Linked DNA regions of Homo sapiens: region 2 is linked to region 1. A link is a contact called in ENCODE Hi-C or POLR2A ChIA-PET data. All regions are on one chromosome and are shown on one strand. The core of a region is the stretch at or near the end of the contact, and the rest is flanking DNA. Distances in the headings are between cores, read along the strand shown. Region 1 holds the start of TMEM131 (transmembrane protein 131). Region 2 holds the start of PDCL3 (phosducin like 3).

The links. A loop is a pair of places that touch in the nucleus more often than their neighbours do. ChIA-PET counts read pairs that join two places held with the same protein, here RNA polymerase II (POLR2A). Pooled maps may share reads with other maps.
Region 2: a map of CD4-positive, alpha-beta T cell shows a loop between it and region 1 (15-fold over the local background). The contact joins the promoter of PDCL3 here to the promoter of TMEM131 in region 1. A Hi-C loop is called at or near these places in 3 of 168 maps with a recorded cell type or tissue (CD4-positive, alpha-beta T cell, CD4-positive, alpha-beta memory T cell and naive thymus-derived CD4-positive, alpha-beta T cell), 1 of 37 single-sample maps with no recorded cell type and 12 of 50 pooled maps. POLR2A ChIA-PET finds 5 or more read pairs at or near these places in 1 of 52 experiments (CD4-positive, alpha-beta T cell).

What each region holds. Positions count from the first base shown.
Region 1 is chr2:97,994,234-97,997,282 of GRCh38, forward strand. It overlaps TMEM131 (transmembrane protein 131), which reads right to left and starts at 1,715. Exons shown (of 41, transcript NM_015348.2): 1 at 1,243-1,715. The coding sequence starts at 1,429. RefSeq lists silencers at 1,005-1,564, 1,675-1,924 and enhancers at 1,461-1,974, 2,145-2,424.
Region 2 is chr2:100,561,376-100,564,653 of GRCh38, forward strand. It overlaps PDCL3 (phosducin like 3), which reads left to right and starts at 1,618. Exons shown (of 6, transcript NM_024065.5): 1 at 1,618-1,698. The coding sequence starts at 1,693. RefSeq lists an enhancer at 363-1,159 and a silencer at 1,605-1,944.

The sequences.
Region 1 (3,049 bases), core at 465-2,964:
GGACCGACTAGTCCTAAAGCGGCAATATTTTATTCTGGAAATAATTTTGCTTCCATCAATTAATCCTTTCTATAGACGACAATTCTTTGAATAATTTCCACCAATGTTAACTCAGACTAAGGTTGCTTAGAGAGTTAGATAAGGGAATGTAATGTGGACAAAAATAAAAGAAACAGTATACTGAAGCACATTTGCACTTTAATACTAATTTGGTTTGTATTTGCTTTCACCTTCAGCAACAATAAAAAGCAAGTGACTTTAGTCATAAAGTAGAATGTTAACTCTAAAATTACCGTGGCAAGAAATTGTTTTCTTGTACAGGCAGTTTCATGTGCAATGCTAAACTAACAAGTTTTGCGTGGTTTGTTTTTTTTTTAAACTATTCACTTAGTCAATTCTTCATGAAGGCTCTGTGACCATTCACATGTCCCTTGGCTCAAAAAGAGGTAGTGTAGATGAAATTACACTGATTTGGTCTTCAAGATTACAAAATAATTTTTGACCCTGTCCAAGTACCCGTTTTGCAGCAGTACAATACTAATGAGATTTTTAAAATAGGGGCCAGCCCTTAACTGTAAATTATAGATAAATGCTTGCAAGCTGGCAACTTCACGTTTATTTTTAAAGGCTTTCACATCAAAGATAAAGGCACCGAATCACGTATTTTAAAATAAGAAATGTAAACAGGCTTTCAACAGCTTACTAAAGAGTTAAATGGAATTGTATTTAGGTCTAATAATAAAGTTATCAATAACGCAGAGACACTAAAGGAGGAAGCTACAGGACCAAGATTTCCCCTCGAAGAAATGTCTGAACAAATTCAAAGTGAAATTTTTTAAGCTGTGTCTCGCTATTTTTACCACATTTTAAAGTAAGCTCTGTCTGCATGCAACCAACCGCAACCAAGAAAACAGAAGTGTCCTAAAATGTACCTATTCGCCGCAATAAAGCCAAAAAATATGCCCCTCCTACCTAGCGGGCCAAGTGGCAAGAACGTACGAGAAGTCAGGAAGTTTTGAAATGGCAGTGACAGGAGACGGGGGAAGGCACGGGAAGGAATCACGGAGAGCGAAGGCCACTCCGTGCGGCGGGCGCCGCGAGGTCCCGGCTCGGGACGGTACCCGACCGCCCAACTTTGCGCCGGAGCCCCGGCCGCGGCCCTTCCTCCCGGCCCAGCCCTCCCGGCCTCCGCGAGAGCGGGGTGACAGCCCCGCCGCAGGGACGCCGCCGGGGGACACCCACCTTCCTTCTCGGCCCGCGCCGCAGCCACTACGAGGGTCATCACCAGGTGCAGCGCGCCTAGGAGGCCGGCGGCCGCGCTCCGCGGGCCCCCGCTACGGGCGGCCGCAGGTTCCAGCCCGGCCCCGGCGGACGTGGAGACGGCGGCGGTGGTGGCTCCGGTTGCTCCTCCTCCCGCCCGCTTCCCCATCCCTGCCGGCCGGGGGCCGCCGCGCTCGAGGTCCGGCGCGGCCCTTCTCGGCGAGGCGGCGGCGGCGCGGAAGCCGTGGTCCGGGCTCTGGCCGCGGCGCCGGGAGCGACAACGGTTGCGAGCCCGGGGCTCGATCTCCGAGCGTGGGCCTGGGTCCGTGCGTGCGTGTGAGCGAGAGTGTCAGTCACGGTCTTTGCCTGGGCATCGCCTACAAGCAGTCGGAGCGGAGAGGCCGCGGGTCAGGCGCGGCGGGCGGCCATACTGGAAACGGGCACGGCCCGCGAGCCCTGAGCGCTGGCCTGCGAGGGGCGGGGCGCGGCTCTGGGCACCGCCCACGCTGTGCCGACACCTGGGCTGTCCGGCGGTCAGTCTGTCCGCCCCGGAGCCCCCTGGGCCCCACCTCCTCGTCCCGCTCTCGGAGGCCTGCGGCTTCACGGCCAGACAGAACCAGGACAGAACAACCCCAGCCCGTTACCGCTACCTGGCGCAGGAGAAGGAGGGAGGCAGGCCCAGGTCCAGCTGCCAGGACTTATGATGGCGGCTTCTGCTTCGCGGAGGCGGTGTCGGCAATCACGTGGAGACGGGGCGGCCTCGCCGCGCAGCCGCCGCGTTGCGTGGGCGGGGCAGGGGCGGAGTTGCGGGGCGCTAACCTCTTCTCCGGCGCCTGGGCAATCCTCCGTGCTCTGTCCTACAGTGGTAGAGCCTTCCAGGGGTGTGAGTGCGCATACAGACCGCGAGACGAGCGCGGAAGGTCCGTTCCAGTGACTCTTCCTGGTGGCACCCCCACCTCTCGACCGCTTTGACGTCGAGAATACCCCGGGCCTGACTCAGTTCTTGATGGTGCTTCCTTGAGGATGGTGGCCCGCTGAACTCATCCTTGGGTCTTCCAAATCATGGTACCCAGGAGGAGCTTGATGGAGTCCTCTTGCCTTGGCTTGTGCCCACATTGGCGCGGAACACCTCGTGTGCAGAAAGCGTCGGTGACTCTGGATGGAGAAGGCAGGGGCAAACAGACTGCTCTTTAGAATATCCAGTAGCCGGCTTCCTCTCTCGAGGAAGAATTCTTTTTTTTCTTTTCTTTATTTTTTAATTATTTATTTATTTTTGAGACAGGGTCTGGTTCTGCCGCCCAGGCTGGAGTGCAGTGGTGCGGTCTGGGACTACAGGCACCCGCCACCACGCCACGCCAATTTTTCTTTTTCTTTTAAGAAACGCTGTCTCACTATGTTGGCCGAGCAGGTCTCGAACTCCTGGGCTCAAGCAGTCCGCCTTCCTCGGCCTTCCAGAGTGCTGGGATCACAGGCGTGAGCCACTGTGCTGGGCCCGGAAAAATTCTTAAGACGTCTGTTACCTTCACGAGCCATCTCGCGCCTCTTAGATGCCCTTTTCATCTTAGGTTGAGCTTCTTGGTGCGCATGGCTGTTGTCTCCAAGACTTAATTTAAGCTCTTGGAGGGGGTCCTTCTTTACTCATCTTAGTAACTTCCTCCCAGCTTGTAGCCCAGAGACATTTTACTTTCCTTAGCTGTATTTGTTGAGTGAGTCGATATATGTGTAAGGCCAAGTCTGCCCACAGTACGTCTCAGAACAAGCTAGATAGGAAAATAAGGTTTCAGAAAGA
Region 2 (3,278 bases), core at 368-2,867, 2.6 Mb after region 1:
CTCAGCCTCCTTTTCCCCATCCCCTATTCAGGATGGATTGGCTTTGGTTAGAATGCCTCTGACCGGATCATGTGGGGAAGAGCAACTGTAGAATAGCTGAGTCCTGGAAAACAGGCCTCAGGGAACAGCAAAGGCTGGGGATGAGGAAAGGACAAAACACCACCTGCTCTGTTGCTGTGCAGGACTGAGCAAGAAGCACAGGATCAAACTCAAAGTTAGTTCCAGTCCTGATTTTGGTGGTAAGACCCAAGGAAAATTCATTAACAAACATTGTGCTGCCAGATACATTAATAAATCCCTAAAAGGGCCTGTAATTCAGTTGAAATGAGTGAGAAAAATCTTAAGGATCCTTATAAATTAAATAAAAACTCCTTGCTCTCAAGCAATCATTTGATTCACTCTATATCAACGACTGTGCACTTTAGCATCACCTGAGGATCTTTAAGAAAGTATCTGTGCTAGGCCTCATTTCCAAGGATTTAATTTGTCTGGGGATGGAGCCCCAGGACATTCCTAGTTTTTGAGGGCTTCCAGGTGATTCTAATGCATAGCCACGGTTGGAAGCCCTGCGCCTATCTCACAGGTGTGTGGGTCTCTACTCTCTGTGTCCGCTTAGTTGCCAGGAGGCAGCAAGTTAGCCCACGTGTGCAAGATGCTTCCTTCCATACCAGGTAGGAATATTGCTCTCTTAAACTTGGAGTGTGCCTGGGCAGAAGCTCTGGAGCCCAATACCTGCATTTTACAAGTCAGATTGCTGCTTTTTGCTCAGTGCCTGTGTGCCTGCATACATGGGTCTCCTGATACTCAGGCACGGCAGATGACTTTCACCTTTGTTTTAGTGTTTTGCTCACTGCTGCATCTGCAGAGCCTAGAATGGTGCCTGGTACACAGCAGGCTCTCAATGTCTTATTAATGAGTTGCCTTTTCCAAGGCTGAAGTGATCGTGGGTGAATTCCAGAAGACCCTGCATCATTTTTATTTATTTATTTATTTAAGACGGAGTCTCGCTCTGTAACCCAGGCTGGAGTGCAGTGGAGAGATCTCAGCTCACTGCAAGCTCCGCCTCCCCCGTTCAAGCAATTCTTCTGCCTCAGCCTCCAGAGTAGCTGGGATTACAGGCAACCACCACTACGCCCGGCTAATTTTTTTGTATTTTTAGTAGAGACGGGGTTTCACCATGTTGGCCAGGCTGATCTCGAACTCCTGACCTCAAGTGATCCGCCCGCCTCGGCCTGGGATCACAGGCGTGTGCCACCGCGCCCGGCCTAGAGGCAATTTTCTATTTCTGACTTGTTAGGCTAGTCAGAGCGAGACGTCTTTACAGGTTTGGGCCGGCAGCTGGAAAAGGCACACGGCCCCGGGCTCCTCCTCCACCCAGCCCCACCCCTCCTCCGCTGAAGACCAGCCCTAATAAGGCAGCCACCAGAATTAGAACCAGGTCAAGTGCACTCCGAGCAGGACAGTAGGCAGATCCTATCTGGCGCATGCGAACGCTTCTGTGCCAGTTCCTTGAAGAGCAGGCGCAGACTCAAGGCTGTTGCTTCCGCCCTTACTCCCCGCCGCTCGTCCCTGGGCGGGGCGAAGGCTGGGCTGGGGGAAGAGGCGTGGCGGCGCTGTGCGCGTGCACAAAAGAGAGCTGAGGGGCGGGGGCGCTGCGGCACAGCTGGTTTGAGCAACTGAACTGGAAACAAGATGCAGGTGAGCTAGGACGGGTCTCGGGTCTGGGGGCTGCGGCCCGTTCCTTTGTCTCGTTAGGCCCGGGCGGGCAGTGGACGCCCGCCCTGGGGGAAGCTCCGGCGCCGCAGGCACGAGGGAGGCCCGGCGCGTCCAGGCCCTGCGCAGGCGCAGTGCGGGAGGCGGGCGTGGTCCCACCAGGACCCACGGCCTGGGCGTCCCCGCCTCGGTGTGCCGGGTCCCCCAAACCTCGTCCTCCGGGACTATGTCTTCTCGCGGTCTCTACCCACCCGGGCCTGTGAAGGTCTTGCCGGATCCCGCCTAACAAAAGTTACCTCCTCTCCTGAACTCCCCTAAGGCACACCTGGGCAGAGGTGTTAGGAAGCGGAGGGTCCGGCCTGGGGTCTTCCGCACGTAAAGCAGCGCCACAGCCGGTGTTCCTGGCTCCACTGAGAGCCAGGTGAGGGCTTAGTTACACCCTCTTCCCCCGAGCCCTGGGATCCGCTTGGGGCGTGTTCCCTATCTGACCGCTCGGGTTCCAGAGCTCCCCGCGAGGGTCCCTCTGTTTCGTCCTTTTTTTTTTTTTTATTAAAATAGGTAAAATAAATTATTTTTCTGTAGCTGCAATTTACTAGCGGAATTTGGTTAAAGCCTAAGGAGAATGAATGAAAACACCATGGAAATGGGCACTATTGTGGGTGAAAACCTATGCCAACTAAATTTTGTCACTGTCCAAAGATCCCGCAGTGGTCAGAAATTCTAATCTCTGCTTAGTGGCAGATGGAGAGGAGAGGGTGCGGGTTTTGCTGGGGAGGGAGGCATTAGGGGCTGGAGGGGAGGGCGTGTCTGCCAGGAGCCAGACACTGTTTTTTTTTTTTTTGAGACCGGGTCTTGCTCTGTTGCCCAGGCTGGAGTGCAGTGGCTCTGTCACAGCTCACTGCAACCTCGACCTCCCGGGGCTAAGCCATCCTCCCTTGTCAGCCTCCGGAGTAGCTGGGACCACAGGCGTGCACCCACCACTCTGGGCTAATTTTTTGTGCAGATGGGGTCTCCCTATGTTGCCCAGCCTCAGCCTCCCAAAGTGTTGGGATTACAGGATGAGCCACCGCACCTGGCCTAGACACTCTTAAATGGTGAAGTGGTAGCTTGAGGGCTGCCCTGGCCTCCTTTGCATTCCCTGTCCTTCAGGTCCCTTGAGGCCTTCCCTGACCACCCTGTAGAAAGGATTCTGCTCTTTTTGTTTGTTTGTTTGTTTGTTTCTTTTTGAGACAGAGTCTTGCTCTGTCGCCCAGGCTGGAGTGCAGTGGCGCGACCTCGGCTCACTGCAAGCTCCGCCTCTCCAGTTCACGCCATTCTCCTGCCTCAGCCTCCTGAGTAGCTGGGACTACAGGCGCCCGTCACCACTCCCGGGTAATTTTTTGTATTTTTAGTAGAGACAAGGTTTCACCATGTTAGCCAGAATTGTCTCGATCTCCTGACCTGGTGATCTGCCCGCCTAGGCCTTCCAAAGTGCTGGGATTATCGGCATGAGCCACCGCGCCCGGCCTCATTTTTCTTTTGATGTATCTCAGAACTGTTACACAGGGTTGGGGTTGGAGACCGAT